Regions from separate parts of the Homo sapiens genome. Here region 1 is linked to region 2. Evidence: chromatin loops called from intact Hi-C (ENCODE). Cell type or tissue: pancreas. All regions are shown on one strand. Region 1 overlaps GNAQ (G protein subunit alpha q). Region 2 overlaps GNAQ (G protein subunit alpha q).

Evidence for each region. Hi-C counts contacts between places; a loop is a spot of excess contacts. Peaks named below come from ENCODE experiments on the same cell type or tissue, not always from the same donor. Only the 100,000 strongest peaks of a DNase experiment are listed, where the experiment ranks them.
Region 1: a loop joins it to region 2, with 4 times the contacts of the local background. A loop is called at or near these places in 1 of 110 quality-filtered maps.

What each region holds. Positions count from the first base shown.
Region 1 is chr9:78,002,750-78,006,749 of GRCh38, forward strand. The region is part of intron 1 of GNAQ (G protein subunit alpha q); the gene reads right to left. Among named protein-coding and RNA genes, the nearest start is that of GNAQ, 27 kb to the right of the region's middle. In pancreas, CTCF peaks have their summits at 1,966 (motif pointing right) and 2,172; no DNase peak of the experiment used is centred here; H3K27ac peaks cover 749 bases.
Region 2 is chr9:77,942,722-77,946,721 of GRCh38, forward strand. The region is part of intron 1 of GNAQ (G protein subunit alpha q); the gene reads right to left. Among named protein-coding and RNA genes, the nearest start is that of GNAQ, 87 kb to the right of the region's middle. In pancreas, no CTCF peak of the experiment used is centred here; no DNase peak of the experiment used is centred here; H3K27ac peaks cover 1,020 bases.

The DNA of each region.
Region 1 (4,000 bases), 60 kb after region 2:
CTGAATGGAAAAAAATCAAAGACATCCAACTGTCATTGAATATCCCTTAATACTTACAATTGGTTTTCTATCATCATATCAACTACCTTTTCTCCCCACCTAAATGACTAATTCTTTGAGGGCCGGTAGAAAATGTCACATTTCCTTTCAGTCTACCATAGCATCTAGTACAGAACGAGATACACAGGAGGTCTCAAACAAATACATAGTAGTTATTTCATATTAAAAATCAAAAGAAAGCTCCATATAAGAAGTTTTCAAAACACTAGATTTTATGAGTCAAAGAAAAAATGAAATTTGGAAAACGGTATTCAAAATAAAAAGAGCTTTGATAATGTAGAGGAAATTTAGCAACCAAGTTAAAAGATTTGTTTTAGCCTTATAATTCAAAACCAAATTTGTGTCTGTATTACAGGAAATCCATCCAAATATAAAGGAGAATGTCCAAAAAGAAAAAAGAAAGAACAGAAATCCCTCAAGGAATGAAAAGTGCCTTCAAGAGGGAAAATTAGATGAGAGAGCACTAGCTATCTCCAAAGTTTCTCACCAGAATTCTTTCTCTTGAGCCGTATTCTCTATCTTCATCTTAAAAATAAACAGAACCCAGAAGTCCTTGATGGGGTAATTTTTGCTGTCTTCCATAGTATTCTTCTCTCTTGTACCTGTTAGCACTGACCAGTGAGGACAAGGCCACTGATACCTTCAGAGATGACGAACCAGGAAGAAGGCTTTTGTGTTACAGAATCTTTATCTTAGACACTGAGACTAAAAATGACAAGCTGCGGCCGGACACAGTGGCTCACACCTGTAATCCCAGCATTTTGGGAGGCCGAGGCGGGCAGATCATTTGAGACCTGGAGTTCAAGACCAGCCTGGGCAACATGGCGAAACCCCTTGTTTACTAAAAATACAAAAAATAAACTGGGTGTGGTAATGCACGCCTGTAATCCCAGCTACTGGGGAGGCTGAGGCACGAGAATCACTTGAACCGGGGAGGCAGAGGTTGCAGTCAGCCTAGATAGCGTCATTGCACTCCATTCTGGGCTTTAGAGCAAGACTGTCTAAAAAAAAAAAAAAGAAAAAAAAAAGCTGGAGTCCGAACTGCACCATAAACTGCACTTGTAACACTTTGCCAAAGTAGAAAGTACCAACAATCAACTCACTCATTGAGCAAACAAAAAAGCATAATATGCACTAAATGCTATTAGAACACAAGACAAATTACATATCCTGCCTTCAGGGATCTGACAGGTTGCTATGGAGGAACAAATGTGTATAAATCATCACAATTACAAGATGGGGCTGAATTTGCCCTAGCCACCCAAAGCTGACCTCCAACTACAGGTATCTGCACCTCGCTGCCTGAGGACTTTTCTCCAAGGTAGGGATGGCCACCCGAGAAGCCAAAGGTGGCAGGAATTGACAGCCCCCAACTAATGACCATCCAAAGTTGGTATATAAATACTCCAGTTGGCTATGACTGAGCCACTGAACTGCAGCCTGGACGACAGAGTAAGACTCTGTCTCAAAAAAAAAAAAAAAAAATTAATTAAGTTAAATGCTCCAGCTACCTTACTCTTCAGGTGGGACAAATTTACAGCATCACCATTCTCCGAAGTGGGGTCTCTGGACCCATGCCAACAGCATCATTATCACCAGGTGCTCATGAGAAATTCAGACTCTCAGGTCTCACCCCAGACCTGAGTCTGAACCTGCATTTTAACAAGGTCCCCAGGAGATTCTCATGAACATGAAAGTTTGAGAAGTCCTGCGTGACATCATCTCCCAGAGCTTCTCCCCAAGCTTGACCTCCAACTGCCCATTGCCATTAGTGGTTTAATAATGCACCTTTATTGGCTGCCTTCCCTTAGCTATCTCACTTCTCCACTTGCATACCAATACCTCCTGCACATATCAAAAAAACTCAGACATAAACAAACATAAAACGTCATAGGAGTCAACAGAAACTTTGACCACTAGAGGGATCAGAAAAGGCAATGAGAAAGAGGCACCATTTAACATGGGTTTTGAAACACGGTAGGATTTGCACAGAGAGCGATGGAGGAAAAAGCATCCTAGGGGTGGGAGAGAAGAGAGGAAAGCAACAAATATCTGAGGAGGGGAAGGAAAAGGGTTAGTGTCCTCATTTGGCTAAACTGTCAAATACCTCAAGGCAAGCAGTAAGGAATAAGGCTAGAAGAGGGGGTGGGATCAGATAAACTTGACTGACAGATAAACATATCTGGCCTTTATTTCACAATGAATGCAATGTAATTAATGGTTTGGAGAGATGACAAAACTACAATTTTTCTCTTTTTCTGAGACAGGCTCTTGCTCTATCACCCAGGCTGGAGTGCAGTGGGGCAATCATGACTCACTGCAGCCCTCACCTCACGGGCTCAAGCGATCCTCCCACACCCCATGTAGCTGGGACCACAGGTGGGCACCACCACACCCAGCTAATTTTTGTATTATTTGTAGAGATGGTGTTCTTCATGTTGCCCAGGCTGGTCTTGAACTCCTGGGCTCAAGCAATCTGCCCGCCTTGGCCTCCCAAAGTGCTGGGATTATAGGCATGAGCCACTGTACCCACCCAACTGTAATTAACATGGGTTAAGAAAAGTAACCAGAGAGCAATGTGAAAAATGTAGGAAGGGTGGGGAATTAGTGTCTAGAGTGCTCCCCATTGTCTGGGGAAGCGGGAGTTTGCCTTGCCTCATGTGAAGAAGGAGGCCCAATACTAACCAAAGGGTAAATAACTGAGCGTTCTATGTGTGCATAATAATGTCTTACTCACAGTAGTTACCAAAACATATCACGGAAGAAGCAAAATAATAATCACATCAGTGTGCATCTGGATAGTGATCTGTTTTCAAGGAACTTTTACCAACACCATCCCATGTGATCCTCCCAACAAACTTGGTGCAGTAGTGCATGGGTCAAGGTTGCAGTGCCAATACTCTAGCCCAGAGCACTCCACCTTAACCAAGTAGAGGCCTTCAGCAGTTGATGATGGGTATGTGTTAGGCATCCCCACGACTACTCCCCAGGCTCAATGATTCACCTGGAAGACTCGCCCGTCTCAGCATATAGTTGTATCATGGCTACAATGTATTACAAGAAAGCAAAATGCAAAATCGGCCAACGGAAAAGGGTATGGGATGAAGTCTGGAAGAAACTAGACACAAGCTTCCATGGGTCCTCTCCAAGTGGGGTCACATTTAATGCTGCCAACAACCAGTTGTGACAATAAACATGAAATGTCTTAAGTTATTGCACGCAGGCTTACTATGTTAACTCTTTCCTGTACGGGGTCACAAATGGATTCCTGGAACGTGAGTTCTAATAATGCTATTGATTTAAATGCCCTAGCTAATTCCCAGAGGTAAACTGTCATAAATAGGAATTTGAGGGACTTAGTGCAGGTTGGGTATGTGAAATATACATGCAATTTGTTCTAATCTGTCAGTTAATTTCAGAGAATAACACAACATAAAACAAATCCATTATGTGTGTGATAAGAAATATAATTACCTATTTCTATCTGGCTGCAATTATGTCAATAAAAAAGAAGTATACTGCCCCCTGCCCCATAAGATCTCAATTCAGTAGGACTGTCTTCAACTGAGACATAGGATCAACCAAAAACACTGTCTTGTACACACATACCAAAAAATCTTAGAGAAAAATACTCTATCAGGCAATAAGAAGTAAACCTACTGTTGCTTTCCCCACTGTTCTCAGCATATCCCTAATTGGTACTACCAAAAAAAATAAATTATCTGCAATCCCAGGACTAAAACCTTTCCAAGCATCATTCAAACTAGGATAGTGTTTGTTCTTTCATTTCCTTCATTTGATCATGCTTTCAGAAACAATGCTTATCTTAAGGTCTCCTGAAATACGCCTTTTGGAAATTTACTGCAAAGTTATGATGGAAATTGAGTTGTTTTCATATGTGTGTTTAGAACTGTCTAAATGTAACAAAGTCGAGTTTGAG
Region 2 (4,000 bases):
CTCAACTGCACCCCTTCAAATATCCACATGTAGAAAACTTTTAAAAATAAAGACACTTGAAATCTACCAGAATATGATCAATAGCTGTGTCTGGCTTGTAAAAATACAGGTTATATTATCTTTTTGTCTGTATTTTACAAATTTCTAACAAGCATTTACAAATTAAATTTTAAGCAATCTTTGCAATCCTTGCAAATCTGCTGCACTTGGATCCAATAATTAACCAACTGGTTATTTGACTGTAAATGAGTGAATTTACCTTTCTGGTTTTCATTTATCATTAAATGGGCTGGGAATGATGACTTCTTAATGGATAGAAACAAAATCCATGAAAAAAGAGTACTATTTTTAGAAGTTCCACTAGTCCCAGTTAGCACATAAGACTAATAACCTCACAAGGCAGATGTTGGGCATTGCAGAACCCATTTCTGACCTCAAAAGCTCTCAGGTCAACATAGATTTGAAGATTATTCTAACCCAGGGAACCAAGGAAAGGGCTCCCCTCAGGGGTTTTGGTTCCTGAGTCAAATTTGAGCCTCAAGATCATTTTAAAGCCAAGCTACAAACCACAAAAGAAACTTAAGAGATATTAACTACAGTATATACTGACACATGTTCGACGTGTCTTGAGAAAAGGAAAAATATGTTGTAACAGATTTGCAAATGTAACATGACACGGGCAAGAACACTGGGAATGTTAGTCCCTTTTCTGCGATTAAAATGTTTGACTTTCAGTAGTCACAGGAATAATATGGGTCACAATTCTCCCATATTTACAAGAGTCAGACTGGATAAACTCAAAAGTGTCTTCTCTTTCTATAATGATATAAATCTCTAGTATGCACATTCATGTGAGACCACTCTTAATTAAAGCTTGATTTCCTCTACTACACAAATTGGAAAAAAAAATAAAGTACCTTTATCCTGGAAGTAACTAACTTTTTTTTTTTTTTTTTTTTTGAGACGACGTCTTGCTCTGTTGCCCAGGCTGGAGTGCAGTGGCGTGATCTTGGCTCACTGCAACCTCTGCCTCCTGGGTTCAAGCAATTCTCCTGCCTCAGCCTCCCAAGAGTAGCTGGGATTTACAGGTACACAACACCACGCCTGGCTAATTGTTGTATTTTTAGTAGAGATGTGGTTTTGCCATGATGGCCAGGCTGGTCTCCAACTCCCTACCTCAGGTGATCCACCCACCTCAGCCTCCCAAGGTGCTGGGATTACAGGCGTGAGACACAGTGCCTAGCCAGTGACTTCTTATTTTAAAATTGTCCCATGTGGTGTTAGGCAACTACCAGAATACTGCTTTAGAAGAACATTCAATAGTGAGAAAATATGTTCCTCATATATTAGAAGAGAAAACAGGCAGGCAGTATGAACGAATGATACCTGTTCAAAATCTACTGATTCATTCAGAATACATACATAATATTAACAATAGGATATCTGGCTAATGGCAATACTAGTACTTTTTTTCTTAATCTTTTCAGTATTTCAAAAATCTGGTACATTTGAAAATAAATTACTTTCATAATCAAAAACTATAATAAAAGCATTTTAGAATTATTCCAGTGGGGCTCACAAATCTTCCGCCATACCAGATCACCTGGCTCCATCAAACAACCAATAGAGGCTGTTTTATGAAGCTGTGTATACAAGATGCAGGTTGTCACTTAAACCATTCATTTAAAACACTCAATCATCCTTGCACCATCAAGCCGCCTCACCCCATATATCCTCTTTAGACCAGAAACCAAACCATTCCTATTCCCTCCTCCACCAAACTTACCATTCAGCAACCTCTGAGGCCCCTCTGGTCAGGCCCAGTAGAAAATATGTTTGGGAGTAGGTGGAAGTTCATGGGACCCCTCACATAACTCTGTGAACCACCATTTCTTCCACTGAGGCATTGCTCCAACCTCTGCCACTCATTGTAACGCAAGAGAAATCTGGTCTGCCACTTTGACACTAACTTAGCTTGCCCAGTGTGAAATTAACTGTGTAAAGTACAGTAAAATATTCAGTGAACACAAGATGACACACTGCCTCTTTAAAGCAGCTGTGATTCCATAATTACCTGTTTGTGATTGGAGTGACAAGAAGATCTGAATAATTCAGGTATTCAGAGTCTAAATACTTTACGAAACAGCTAGTTCTGGAAGGATATAAATCCAAAGAGAGCAAAGGAAACAAGGGAGAGCCACTCTGCTCATGTGGGCTGTCCCATCCAAGAACACCAGGGGTCTCAACCCACCGCAGAGAATTCAGCAAGGCGGCTGGGGAAGCACAAAGGTCTGTCAGCTTTCCAGTTCCTTCTGAGTCTGTCTTCACAGTGCAACTTCCTTATTTGTTTGAAGTATTGTAAATTCCGAGAATATCAGGCACACCCATACTCAAATGTAAGTAGAAAAACACATCGCAAAGCCAAATACAAATTGGTTCTTGGGCTATTAACTGGGGATCATCCATCAGATAAGGCTGATTTTCTTCTTTTAAGTGTTTAATGTGGCACCTTCACAAAAGAGGTAAATCTATTTGCCAGCTTTGAAAATGTAGCACTTGAAACAGATATGAAGTAGCTATAAAGTTGCTTTACTCAAAAAGTAAGAAAATAAGTAGTTTAAAAAAAAAGAGAGAGAGAGATTTCTTAAATTCCACACTGCTTTGTTACCACTAAACTAAATGTACTGCCTCAGGTTGTGTCTGTCTGGGTTATGATTACATGCAAAACCTAGGTCAAAACGGCCCTCCATTATTTTATGCATGTGGCTTTTCAATAAAGTGTTTATTAGGAAAACAGAAAAAGCCTTCTTATTTTGGAAAATGCCTTAAAATGCTTAATTACCTAGGTTAGAGGTAAGCTACATACTCACGGATGAAAAATATATCCTCTTAGGGAAAAAAACCCGGTTGCCCTAATTATACATGGATGATCTAATTAAACTGTCATTCACAATTCATTAAAGCTATTAATAAATCATAAATGGGCAAAAGGGATAATATAGTTAAATTTATAGGAGCATTAAGACCTATTAAAGGCAGCCAAGTACTAGTGGTGAAGTTCCCTAAGAACATGAACTTTACACCTCATCCAAGGGACCCTTAGAGGCCGCATCTAAAGGCTCTAGACTGCCTCCTCGTTTATAAATGAGGAAACTGAGGTCTACTGAAGTTATGCGAATCACCCAAGTTTACATCCTCTAACTTTCCCACTACTTATAAGGTTGCCACACTTCCTGAATTGCAGGCATTTCTTCAGTCCTAAACAGAAAATGCTAGCATGCCTTGCTACTTTAAGTGGAGGACGAGAGCTTGATAATCATTCCTGGAATAGTTCACAGAACAAAATATTAGATGGGAAGTTAACTGACGCAGAGGAGAGAGGACCAAATGGTGAAGTGGTAACATCACTATCTACAGAACAACCACCATGCTGCTAGTGGATACTGCAAGAAGAGAGAAGCAACAGGAACTAAAGAAAAACAGAAACATTTTGTGAAGTCTGATGTGTCCAGAAAAAGGGTTCCTAGGAATTTCTTGGTGAGTAAAATATCCTTATTAGTAATCTACCTGTTGACAAAAGAAATTTTTGCTTAAACTAAGAGAATCACACTGCCAACCAAAACAGCAGAGTAACCACTATGTCAATAAAGGATTGAGAATAAGCAGAACATTTTCCAGCTCTATAAATACTATGTTTTCTTCCTCTTAAGATTCCACATTTCCAAAAACCCCAAAAACACCCAGGCAAAGGAAACTCCATCAAAAGCACATTACGTCTTAGCACTAGTCAGTCAGTGCCTGCACCCCACAAACCAACGTGCAAAACCTGGGCGTATGACCCAGCAGTCGTGCTCCACCACTGACTGCTGGAAAAACCAGTCTCTTCAAATAGGCAATGCAGAATAAGACAAAAATAAAATAAAATAAAATGAAACCTTCTCTGTATTGTTGTTAACTGCAGTCTTTATTTTACACAATAACAGTGTATTTCTGATGCCTT